Regions from separate parts of the Homo sapiens genome. Here all the other regions are linked to region 2. The links are chromatin contacts, found by Hi-C or POLR2A ChIA-PET in ENCODE. All regions are on one chromosome and are shown on one strand. Each heading gives the region's core, a stretch centred on a gene start or an enhancer-like site at or near the end of the contact. The rest is flanking DNA. Distances are from core to core; before and after follow the strand shown. Region 1 overlaps ACSL1 (acyl-CoA synthetase long chain family member 1). Region 2 holds the start of ANKRD37 (ankyrin repeat domain 37). Region 3 overlaps FAM149A (family with sequence similarity 149 member A). Region 4 holds the start of LINC02427 (long intergenic non-protein coding RNA 2427).

Region 1 (2,745 bases), core at 166-2,665, 630 kb after region 2:
CATTTGAAATGAGATTTCACCAGTCAGCCATGACTTGGGAGTTAGTGAGACTTCATTGCTTGTGCACTTCCAGTAAAGGTGTGATTGTGCTCTCCTTAATAATGTTGCATCTCTTGGTGCCCCAGTTTTATGAAGGATACGGACAGACAGAGTGCACTGCCGGGTGCTGCCTGACCATGCCTGGAGACTGGACCGCAGGTATGGCTGTAGGAGGCTCCTTTTTGGAATTTTGTTATTCATACTGGGTTATTGGTATGTCTGGAATTGGGTTAATCACTGACTGGTTCATTAACCATCTTAAACAAAAGTGCTATGTTTCTGATCATTAGGCTCTGGGGGCAAACACTCTTGTAAGTCAGGGCACTGTGGGGAGAACACCTCCTGCAACTGAGGGGTGGCGCTGGGGATCTGACTGTAAAGCTGGTGGCAGCAGAGACTTGCCTAGACTCTACTAGTGACATCTGAGAGGGGCCCTGTGTTCCAGATTGAGAGTGTCTGGCCCAACAGAGCTTCCTAGTAATTGAGTAGGGTCTCGTTATTTGCTGGTCATTTTAAACAACAAATAGTTATTGAATTTGTACTGTGTGCTGTGCTAGGTGTTGGGACTACCAATAGGAATAAATACAAGTCCTTTTTCTCAAAAAGTCATTTCTCAAAAGGAAAAAGGAGGAGGACAAACAAAAATAATTGAGCATCTGTCATGGGTAAGCCTCTGTGATGGGTGCTTAGGATGTACCTAATGTCAGTGTAACCCCAACAGTGTCCCTGTGAGATAAGTTCTGGTACTTCTCAGAGGAAATTATAGATTGTTGCTTAAGTAACACATAAATGATGTATGAGAATTTACGCGGCATTATGCTTTGGAGCCAGGATTTCAACCCCGGCCTGACTGCAGAGCTTCTGTGCTTCCTCTGTGTCACCTGAGTAGTAAATTCTACACTGTGATAAATAAACTTCCCAGCTTATTTGGAGTATTATAAGTATTAGCACCATTTAGTAACATATATTCTAGAACCTAGCACTGTCCACTAACATCATTGTCCTGGAATTAACGCAGACAGTCTGTGAATCTTCTTTATGGTATTTGTTTAATTTTTAACCTCAGTTTCCTTAACAGAGAATTTGGAATACTGATCTCTAGAAGCTCAAATTATTAAAACATAGGAAGAATTATTTGTGATATCTAATGTGATATCTAACATATCTAATGTCTGTTGTTGCTGCTTTTGGAAAAGACAGCCCAGTCTTAACAGCCTTTGGCAAGAGAGTTAAGTTAGCTGTAGAAATAAGCACTGTCCCGTCTTAGTAAAAACTGTAAGACATGCTTCTTCATACGCAAGGAAATAAAGGCCGTGTTGATCAGAACCAGGTGGTGCGTGAGGTTTGCCAAAGCTGCATATGTTCTCTCTTCTTACAGAGAACAGGATGCTAAGAATTCTGTGTAAGATGAGTGCAAGTAATGGGTGGGGGCGATCGGAGGGTGGAAGCCGAGTGAAGGTTTGAGAGAGGCTGCTTCCAGGTGTTTGTAGGAACCTTCACATAGAGGCCAAATTACTCATAAATAACTCAGAGCATCACACTTGGAAAAGGTCCTGAAGACACTAAATATGTTCTTCCCTAGTCTAAGAATAGACTCTCTTAAATTATACTAGGAAGAGAATGGCTGTAATTGCAGAAATCAGAAGTTTATCCCAGCCGTTTTTCTTATGTGGAATCCTGTTTGCTATCAAAATAATTTGACCTGAGGTTATGAGTAGTTCCCTTAGGAATGACCATTTGCTTATTTAATATACAGGCCATGTTGGGGCCCCGATGCCGTGCAATTTGATAAAACTTGTTGATGTGGAAGAAATGAATTACATGGCTGCCGAGGGCGAGGGCGAGGTGAGTGAAAACCGTCAGTCATTTTCCCTCGCTGCCATTTCCTGTGATCGCTGGCCTTTGCGAATGCTGTGGTATTTCCCAACAGCTCAATAAAGCCATTGAACTTGACTTCATTGGTGATCCTGGAGTCTGCCAGGCTTCTTTCTGAGGGTACATTTATGTTCAGCTCTCGGGGAGTGGGCAGGAGGGACACTGATGCCTGTCTTCCTCTGCCAGGCCTCATAGGGATTTGGGCTGGAGAGCCTGCAAAGAAAGGCCCGGTGGCCTCAGTTCCTGGGACGAAGGTCCTGCCTGTTGATTGCCCTGGGTACCTATTAGTGAGCTGCTGGCTGCTGGATGGGAAGCCTAATTACTTAAAAGTGATTTCATCCCCTGCGGGGCTTTCCAACAGCTTTGAGCCAGAACCTAGGGCAAGCATTTGCCCTACAAATCGGCCAGAGCTGAGGTAATTCAGGAAGGGAAGTAGGGGCACTGGAGATCTCTCGCAGACCCTGGTGGGGCTCTGGTAACTCCCTCTGCATCCTGGAGTTTAGGGCTTCCAGCTAAAGGTTGGGGCAGACACACACGTACACACATGCACACACCAGTTTTCTCTGGAAAAACCCCAGTAAATGCTGTTCACTGATGATCTTCTTTTCTTTAGGTGTGTGTGAAAGGGCCAAATGTATTTCAGGGCTACTTGAAGGACCCAGCGAAAACAGCAGAAGCTTTGGACAAAGACGGCTGGTTACACACAGGGGACATTGGAAAATGGTTACCAGTAAGTTGCCGCCTCCTCAGGTCACAAACAGTTCAGTTCCACTGTGGGGAAGAAAATGTCTTATCTACTGTGCAGCTGCCATGTGGCAGTGGCACCCTGAA
Region 2 (3,006 bases), core at 41-2,540:
CACAAATTAGCCGGGCACGGTGGCGCGTGCCTGTAATCCCACCTACTAGGGAGGCTGAGGCAGGAGAATCTCTTGAACCCAAGAAGCAGAGGTTGCAGTGAGCCGAGATCGCGCCATTGCACTCCAGTCTGGGCGACAAAAGCAAAACTCCGTCTCAAATAAATAAAAACGTGTAGCCATATGCACATACATTAAAATGTAAGCAAATAAAAAGAGTTCTTCCAGAAAAGTTTACAATTTAAAATTCACCATGCTTTAATATTCAGTGGAAGATGCAAACTACAGTAAGAAAACTCTTTAGGAAATTAGAATGCTTGTGGACATAGCTCCTAAGTATTTCAATTGCTGCAGGGAGACTTTTGGTAATGTAGCAATTACTTCTTTTGAAATAAACTAGATCTGTGCTGTTCAATATGATAGTCAACAGCCACTTAAGGCTAGAGTATTTGAAATGTGGCTAGTCTGATTTGAGATACGCTGTCACACCAGATTGTGAAGACAGAATAAAAGAAAGTGTAAAATATCTAATCAGCAATTGCTTTGATTACATATTGAACTGATAACATTTTGGACAAATTGGGTCAAATACTAAAATTTCATGTTTCGTTTATTAATGTGGCTACTTAAAAACTTCAAATTTCTCATGTCCTCACATCAAGACTGGAAAAAAACTCTTAAATTACATCTGTGTCTTGCATTATATTTCTGTTGGACATCGCTGCTATAGACATGTTTTTAACAGCTGAAACAACTCTTGGCGTCTGAGAAATGTTTGTGTGTGTCTGGGTTGGAGGGGACGGCTGTACACAGCAACAGTTACCTAGTTACCTGCTGGTTGAGGTCAGCGCCCGTTTGCAGCTGCCAGAGAAGAAAGCAAGCAAGGCCGCTTCCTGCGGCTAAGTGGACAGGCGACTGCTTGCAGGGATCCGGGGGTGCGTTGACCGAGGCCCCTGTCTCCAGCAAATGCTTCAGACCATCCACCTGCAGGAAGAGAACAGATCCAGCACCCTTCCCACCTTTGTCCAGTCCCGCGCCCCTCCGGGCTGGAAACCTCCCCGCCCTTCACAACCAGCTCTGACCAGGCAGCGCCCAGTGGTCCGTCCCCGCATTAACGAGAAGACGAATCTAGAAGCTTGAGCCTGCAGGACAAAAGCTCGGGCTCTGTGAGCCCGAATCTCACCTCGGGGTTGCAATCCAGCAACAGCATTTCCCGCCTAAGGCAGATGACAAGAGTCCTTGGAAGTGCAGAGAGGTGAGACACTCGCCGCACCCCGACAGGTAAGAATGCGCAGGCTGGCCCTAGCACGGGAGAATTTAAAGACCGCTGGGACTTCCGGGCCGGCCCTTGGCAGCCGCGCCCCAGCTCCGGTTACGCCCGAGCAGCCTAATCCTCAACGACCCGGACCCTGTCCAGCCCCGCCACGGCCGCACGTACACAAACACTGGCACGTGGAGCCCGGCGCCGGGGGCAGGGGGAGGGGGCGGGCGCGCGAGGCCATCCGCCGATTGGCCAGCTGTGGATGCGTCAGGCCCTCCCACCTCGGGGCGGGGCCCGCGGCGGCCCCACGGAGCCTCAGCGCGCGTGCGCAGGGTAAGTCAGTGGGCGTGAGAGGACTGGAGTAGGAGCGGGTGGGGCTCCGCGGCCGCCATGAGGCGCGCTGAGTTTGACACGTCTCCCGGTAGTGCGCCCGCCCTTTAATCCTTACGGAGAAGCGGGAGTTTCGGCTGCAGGTTTTGGCTCTGCCGGCGCGCACGTAACCAGGAAACTGGGAGCCACGCGCAGCTCCCCGTCGACGCCGCCTTCAGAAGCCGCTGTGCACTGCGCTGCTGCCGCCTCGGCGCCGGGGAACGCAAGTTCCTTTACCTCGCGCGCAGTCGCCCGCCTCCCAACCCGGGAGGTGAAGGCGGGGACGGCGAGCGCGAACTCGAGGGGATGGCTGTCCCGAGTGGCAACGGCCGAGCCCGGCCCGCGCAGGGACCCTTGTGGAGGGGCCCTCGGGGAGAGGCCGCAGCACGCTGGGGTCGTCACGCTGGTCCACGCCGGGCTCTCCTCCCGGGAGAGCGGACCCGGCCGCGTGCGATTCGGACCCGCGGGGCTGGTGAAGCCGCTGTCCGGCCCCGCGGGTGCTGTCGGGCGTGCGTCACTGCTTTTTGTAGAACATGACCTGACTTCCGATGGCAGCTACTGACGTCAGAGCTGCTCCCTAGACTCTCCCTAAGCGTCTTTCCAGAAGGATCTGCTTAGAAACCAAAGCTCCAGCCGAGTGTTTCTTTTCCCCTACATTTTTAGTGATTCCCTTCTGTTGATGCCTTTGAAAGCTCGGAGAAATAAATACGTTTATTGTTATGCTGTTAGAAAACAAGTTCATGCTTGTCCTCTAAAGATAAGTGGTCTTTTCATTCTACTTTTTGTTTTGTAGTAAGAGCCATAAAATTTGCAATCGCAAGTTTATGTTGTTATACTTAGTTACCCAAGGGGTAGTTTTAAGCATTTTTATTCATATGAATATTTGAATATAAATGTGTGTTCAAATATATAGAATCGTTCTTATATTCCACATTTTTAATATTTAAACTATTCACAATATCTTTTAATGATGTTTAAAGAACGGCAGTGTAGAGATACTGTTGTCAGATTTGTGAGGTGAGCACACGTTGATATTGCCAGTTTCGCTTTTGTTTATCAATTCAATAAGCACTGCTTTTTAAAACACGTGTTGAAGCTTCAGGTTTGCACAGAAGTTCATTTTCAGGAATTCCTAACTAATAAAGGGTATCAGACACGTTCTTACAGTTTTGAACATAAATACTGCAGTTAGCATATGTAGTGGGATATTTGTGTGGTGAAAGTGCCTCCATATTTCATATCTTTTCTTTGAAACAAGATTCTGTTCAGTATGCATTAAGTGGTAGTTATTTTTTAACTTCCTGTTACATACGTAAATTTCATAAGGAAAGGAAATTTGGGGAGTCGTTACAGCTTTTCTCCCTTTAATCACAGCGTAC
Region 3 (2,851 bases), core at 179-2,678, 750 kb before region 2:
CTGCCACAGACATCAGCGTAGACACACAGACACGTCCACATCTGTATGTCTGCAAACACAGGCAGCTCCTCACAGAGCTGTGCCTGACACACCTAAGCACACCTGCAAAATACAAGATTTTTTTTTCTTCTGGTGATACCACAGAAAAGAAAATTACTTTTGTAGAAAAGGCCATTAATCTCCTTAAATCAATGAACTGGAAAAAAAAATCCTTAGTTATCCTAAGAAGTGTGGTTATTAGGGTGAGGCCTGAGTATTAATGGAAGTTATACGAATTTCCCTGGTAATTCCATTAAACGTTGTACTAAAAGAATCCTAGAATTTGGACAGAGTAAAGCAGTGGTGCTCAGCCTTCTACCAAGGAAGGCGGGCTTGAGGGATGGTGGTGAGTGGGCGTAAGGGAGAGGAAGGAGGCAGCTGCCCCTAAGTAAGGGAGCTGCGTGCGTGAAAGGTCCTCCTAGCAGTGCTGAGCTGAGTCCCTTTCAGACCCCCTCGGTGCACCTGCCCTGCCGGCTCCCCTGAGAATCACAGCTGCACAGCTGCGGACAGAAGCGGATTCCCATGTGCAGTGGGAGTGGGGAACCACTTTTAAAGAAAGCAAAGAGGCTGGGCGCAGTGGCTCATGCCATGGGAGGCCCAGGCAGGCGGATCACAACGTCAGGAGTTCGAAACCAGCCTGGCCAACATGGTGAAACACCGTCTCTACTAAAAATACAAAAATTAACTGGGCATGGCGGTGCACACTTGTAATCCCAGCTACTCGGGAGGCTGAGACAGGAGTATTGCTTGAACCTGGTAGGCGGAGGTTGCAGTGAGCCGACATGGCACCACTGCACCTCAGCTTGAGTGACAGAGCAAGACTCTGTCTTAAAAAAAAAAAAGAGAGAAAAGGCCGGACGCGGTGGCTCACGCCTGTAATCCCAGCACTTTGGGAGGCCGAGACGGGCGGATCACGAGGTCAGGAGATCGAGACCATCCTGGCTAACACGGTGAAACCCCGTCTCTATTAAAAATACAAAAAATTAGCCGGGCGTGGTGGTGGGCGCCTGTGGTCCCAGCTACTCGGGAGGCTGAGGCAGGAGAATGGCGTGAACCCGGGAGGCGGAGCTTGCAGTGAGCCGAGATCGCGCCCCTGCACTCCAGCCTGGGCGACAGAGCGAGACTCCGTCTCAAAAAAAAAAAAAAAAAAAAAAAAGAGACAGAGAGAGAGAGAAAGCAAGCAAGCAAAAAACAACAACAACAACAACAAAACACCCAGCATAAACGAGGTAAAACAGAACACCCAAGGTGCTGCAGCCAGGTGGGCCTTAAAAAGGAGGGCTGTGTCCTGGGATCCACGGAGACCCTTGGAGGGAGGGGGAGGGAGGAGACTGGAGCCAGTGAGCTCCTGAGCAAGCTGGAGCAGTGGAGGCAGAGCTCGCCCAGCCAGAATCCCAGGCTCACACAGACAAAAGCAGTTCAGAGGCAACAGCGCCCCCAGCGGTAGGGGGTGAAGGTGAAATATCCGACTGGGAATACTGGCGGGGAGTTCTCTAATCACAGTGGCTGCCACAGCTTTTACTTTTCCAGCATTTCTTTCTTATTCAAGTCCTGAATTTCCGGCCATGGATACCATCCAAGAAGTCACAAGGAGCACACACCCGGAGAGCCGGCTGCAGGGTGGAAACAAGAAAACTGCGGGCAGCTAAGACGGGGCCAGAAGGTCACGAGGGAGTTCTGTTTTCCTCCACGGTTCGTGATCTATTATTTTCACATGTAACATGTACATGCTTTTACATGTATGTACATGTATGTATGCAATAGGTCATGCTTTTATAATTGGTAAAAATAATTTTGAATATAAGGAAGCAACTCTTCACTATAAACTGTAATTACAAGATTATCCAAAATATTCTGAGACATACGTCATCTCTCCAGGAATAAACGGAGCCCCTCTCCGTGGATGAGCCGGTGGTAGAGCTCTGTGTGGCCGACCCAGACCAAGAGGTGTGGGCTCCCGTGGGTGTATGGCTTCCGCTGGAGGAAAAGGATGACAAGGATTTGCTGCAGGAATGAACATGAGCAAAGAAATCACATTTGCTGGAAGGGCTTGGATGGCTAAGTGGCTTCACTTTTCTGAGCCTGCTTCCTCTTTCTTTCATTAAATATATTTATTAATTTCACAGTATACTAATTTTGAAATATTTTTACAGTGTGATGTTTACACTAGGTTAAAAATAAAACTGCATCTTACTTTTAGAAATTCATGGCCAGTCACTAACTTCCTTCCCACATTTGTTACGGGCATTTTGTGATTTTGTAATCTGAAGCAAGGTGAATTCTTACCAGGTATATTTATCAATGGCTTTCTGCACATTTCTTGTAAAATGCGTAGGTAAAGAATCTTTGCTCCTCACAGTAAAACCGTGCCTTCTACGTCCTTCTGACAGTCCTCTTCTGGAAATAAAATAAAACATGACGAGTCTCCCTAATGTAATAATATAGTTTTATTCATTAAGACTTTTAAAATTTCTCTTTTATACAAAGTTGCTCCTCTCGTTCTGCCACATCCCTCCAAACCCACCTGTGCATGAGCGCACACACACACACACACACACACACACACACACCCCATCCTGATGAAACTGAGACTTAGGATGTCATCATTTTTCTTTTTCTTAAAATCAAGGTTGCCATTAACCTATATGTACCTTTATGTGAACTGAAGACAACATCAACTTTTTGTGACTCAGCCAGAGAAGGAAAAGTTGCCCCAAACAGTTCACAGTATTTCAGGGATTTCAGGTCCCAGTTGTCCCTTGACCAGGGACAAGGGACTTACTTACAAAACCCAACCACTCCTCCAGTAAAA
Region 4 (2,700 bases), core at 10-2,509, 860 kb after region 2:
ATGTTGGCCAGGATGGTCTTGAACTCTTGACCTTGTGATCCGCCCGGCTCGGCCTCCCAAAGTGCTGGGATTACAGGTATGAGCAATCGTGCACGGCCATAATTTTTTTGGTTTTCTTTTCTTTTCTAGAAAGAAACAGGGAGGAAGGAAGGAAGGAAGAGAGGAAGGATCTGAAGTAAATATGATAAAACTTTGTCGTAGATACCAAGGTGTTTAAAAATTGCTCTATGTGTTTTTCTTTATACTTATTTCAAACCAAAAAATTATTTCATCTTTGTAAACAATGAGGAAAATACACATAAGTTTTATAAAATGCAACACTCTCATCCAAAGAAGACTAATTTTAACATTTTGATGTATATGAGTCCAGACTGTGCCATACGTTCATTTGCCTACAAGTCCTAATATATAATATGCGTTGGTGCTTTTTGTTGTTGTTTTTTTTGGGGGGATAGTTTTTGAAGAAGCCAAAAATTTTTTAAAAAGTTCTATTTATAAGGTAGATGACTCTGAGGTTTGTTCTTTCTCTGAGTCTGCGTCGGCTCGCCTTCCTTGATTCTACGACGTTTTGTCACAGTTCCACAGTCCCGTTTGTAGATCGTGTGGGTTATTCTTCACCCCACTCTGTCCACTTGGGGGCTATCTCAGTCCATTTCAGATCTGAGACTGGACGGAGGCCGACACCCGTTTCCAAGCCAAGTCTTCCTGTGCGGCCGACATTCATCAGATCACCCTCCCTCTGTGAAACGAGGTCTCCTAACGGCACCCCCTGACTTTTTTTCGACACCCTCATACATTTGGCCCTCGGTATCCACAGTGTTCCCCACCGATGGATTCAATCAACCAGGAATCGAAAATATCCTTTAATAAATTGCATCTGTACTGAACACGTACAGACTTTTCCTTACCATTATTCCCTAAACAACACAGTATAACAATTATTTACATTGCATTAGGTATTAGAAATAATCCAGAGAAGATTTAAAGTACACGGAGGATGTGCGTAGGCGATATGCAAATATTACGCCATTTTATATCAGGGACTTGAGCATTCCGGATTTGGTATCAGCACAGGTCCTGGAACCAATTCCCCAAGGATGTGGAAGGAGGACTGTATCATTCAGGAAAAAGTACAATCCTCTGCGGTGCTGCCCCCAGCTCCCCGCCTTCACCACTGCGCCTGCGCCTCCGAGAACGGACTACAACTCCCAGGATGCACCGCGCCCGCCACCGCCCTGGCAGCCCGACTTCCTGCTGGAGGTTTCCTGTGGCTTGGGGCTCCGCCCGGTATGGGGAAAGTTTAAGGCGGAAGAGCCCTCGTTTGTCGGCTGCTTGGGAAGGTATTGGGAACAGCTTATGTTTTTCTTTCACAAAAAAGCAGCAGGCACCACAGAGAGAGACGGCTGTCTAGTTTTTTGTTGGGCACAGATCTTGCTTCTCTGAACCGGGAGAGAGGTGTTTGCCCCTCGCTGCGGGGGCCCAGCACAGGTGGTTCCTGCTGGCTGTTGTCCTTGGTCACATCGTCCTTGGAGTTGTAGGAATCCCTCCCAGACTGTGGGATAGGCTGACAATCTTGGATATTATTGTAGTGGTGAATGTTTTCTCTTTAAGGGATTTCAGTGGGAAATTTAGAGGAACGTAGAGGAGGCTGTTGGGTATTTTACCCTGCGTGCTTCCTTTAGAGATTGTTCTGAGCTGTGTACTTTGTAATCCTTGGGCCCGGGATTCTTATCATGTTCTTTTCACTGGTTTTGGTTAATGTGTTTGTTCTGAAGACAGTAGCCTGGGGGAATGAGACATCTCCTTAAGGCGCCGCTTGACTGACAGACACCCTTAATGTATGTAATTCATGGAAAACTACAGTCCCCACCTCACCCCCCTAAAAAAGCAAAACATCTGAGTTAGGGGGTGTGTCAGATTGAAATGGTTGAAGAGTGAATGGTGGCTGGAAGGTGAGCAGTTAGAAGTGATTGCAAATTCCTTTCCAGTATATTGTCAAGAAGGATAGGATGGTGGCCTGACACCCAGCTCTGCTATTTATTCTGTTATCTCTTACAGGTTAGTCTCCCTCTTTGAGTCTTAGTTTCTTGTCTGTAAAATAAGGGTGATATTACCGGTCCTCCCTGCTTGTCAGTTTTTGTGAAGGCAGTTCAAAATAAAGTATGTCAACATAGTTCCTAAACCCCACAGTCTCCCAAAAGTGAGTGAGTTGGTAATCAGTAGAGTGTCCAGTGTAATACAAGGCCAGGGCCGCTAGAAATGCCGTTCAAAGCAGACCGCATCTACAAAATACCTTCACAGTAACAGCTAGATTAGTGTTTGATTAAATAATTTAATTAAATAATAATAATTAATAATAGCCTAGCCAAGTTGACACATAAAACTAACCCTCATACCCCAGAAAGTCTTTGCTCAAATATTATGTTTTCCTAACATTTAAAATTGCAGTCCTACACACGTGTACATCTTCCCTAATATTCTCTCTTCCCGTTCCCCTAGCCTGCTTTCCTTTAGCATTTATTATCTTTGAGCCATCCCTGTATTTCTTATCTCTATCTTTATTGTCTTTTTGCCTTCTCTGGAATGTTAGCTCCACGTGGGCGGGGCATTTTTGTCAATGTTGTGAACCGATGAATCCTCAGCACCCAGCACAGCATCTAGCACACAGTGGGCTCCTAAGAAACCTTTGCAAATCACCGA

Evidence for each region. Hi-C counts contacts between places; a loop is a spot of excess contacts on that map. ChIA-PET counts read pairs that join two places held with the same protein, here RNA polymerase II (POLR2A). Pooled maps may share reads with other maps.
Region 1: a loop to region 2 is called in a pooled map, with 11 times the contacts of the local background. The contact joins the enhancer-like site here to the promoter of ANKRD37 in region 2. A Hi-C loop is called at or near these places in 6 of 50 pooled maps.
Region 3: a map with no recorded cell type shows a loop between it and region 2 (4-fold over the local background). The contact joins the enhancer-like site here to the promoter of ANKRD37 in region 2. A Hi-C loop is called at or near these places in 8 of 37 single-sample maps with no recorded cell type and 4 of 50 pooled maps. POLR2A ChIA-PET finds 5 or more read pairs at or near these places in 1 of 52 experiments (activated T-cell).
Region 4: a loop to region 2 is called in a map of naive thymus-derived CD4-positive, alpha-beta T cell, with 22 times the contacts of the local background. The contact joins the promoter of LINC02427 here to the promoter of ANKRD37 in region 2. A Hi-C loop is called at or near these places in 3 of 168 maps with a recorded cell type or tissue (CD4-positive, alpha-beta memory T cell and naive thymus-derived CD4-positive, alpha-beta T cell), 1 of 37 single-sample maps with no recorded cell type and 12 of 50 pooled maps. POLR2A ChIA-PET finds 5 or more read pairs at or near these places in 1 of 52 experiments (activated T-cell).

What each region holds. Positions count from the first base shown.
Region 1 is chr4:184,762,306-184,765,050 of GRCh38, reverse strand. It overlaps ACSL1 (acyl-CoA synthetase long chain family member 1), which reads left to right. Exons shown (of 21, transcript NM_001995.5): 15 at 126-198; 16 at 1,796-1,884; 17 at 2,528-2,644. Among named protein-coding and RNA genes, the nearest start is that of CENPU, 30 kb to the right of the region's middle. Within about 2 kb of position 1,415, at least 8 of the 41 ENCODE cell types and tissues checked have a DNase peak (open chromatin) inside an H3K27ac peak, as active enhancers do.
Region 2 is chr4:185,395,125-185,398,130 of GRCh38, reverse strand. It overlaps ANKRD37 (ankyrin repeat domain 37), which reads right to left and starts at 1,290. Exons shown (of 5, transcript NM_181726.4): 1 at 1,181-1,290; 2 at 829-981. The coding sequence starts at 1,207. It overlaps LRP2BP (LRP2 binding protein), which reads left to right and starts at 2,207. Exons shown (of 9, transcript NM_001377440.1): 1 at 2,207-3,006. RefSeq lists silencers at 1,305-1,674, 1,895-2,084 and an enhancer at 1,705-1,774.
Region 3 is chr4:186,148,758-186,151,608 of GRCh38, reverse strand. It overlaps FAM149A (family with sequence similarity 149 member A), which reads right to left. Exons shown (of 14, transcript NM_001395294.1): 2 at 2,326-2,436; 3 at 1,905-2,043. Among named protein-coding and RNA genes, the nearest start is that of FLJ38576, 41 kb to the left of the region's middle. RefSeq lists a silencer at 1,476-1,671 and an enhancer at 1,690-2,851. Within about 2 kb of position 1,428, at least 9 of the 41 ENCODE cell types and tissues checked have a DNase peak (open chromatin) inside an H3K27ac peak, as active enhancers do.
Region 4 is chr4:184,536,142-184,538,841 of GRCh38, reverse strand. LINC02427 (long intergenic non-protein coding RNA 2427) reads left to right here and starts at 1,259. Exons shown (of 3, transcript NR_147158.1): 1 at 1,259-1,340. RefSeq lists enhancers at 919-1,248, 1,319-1,528.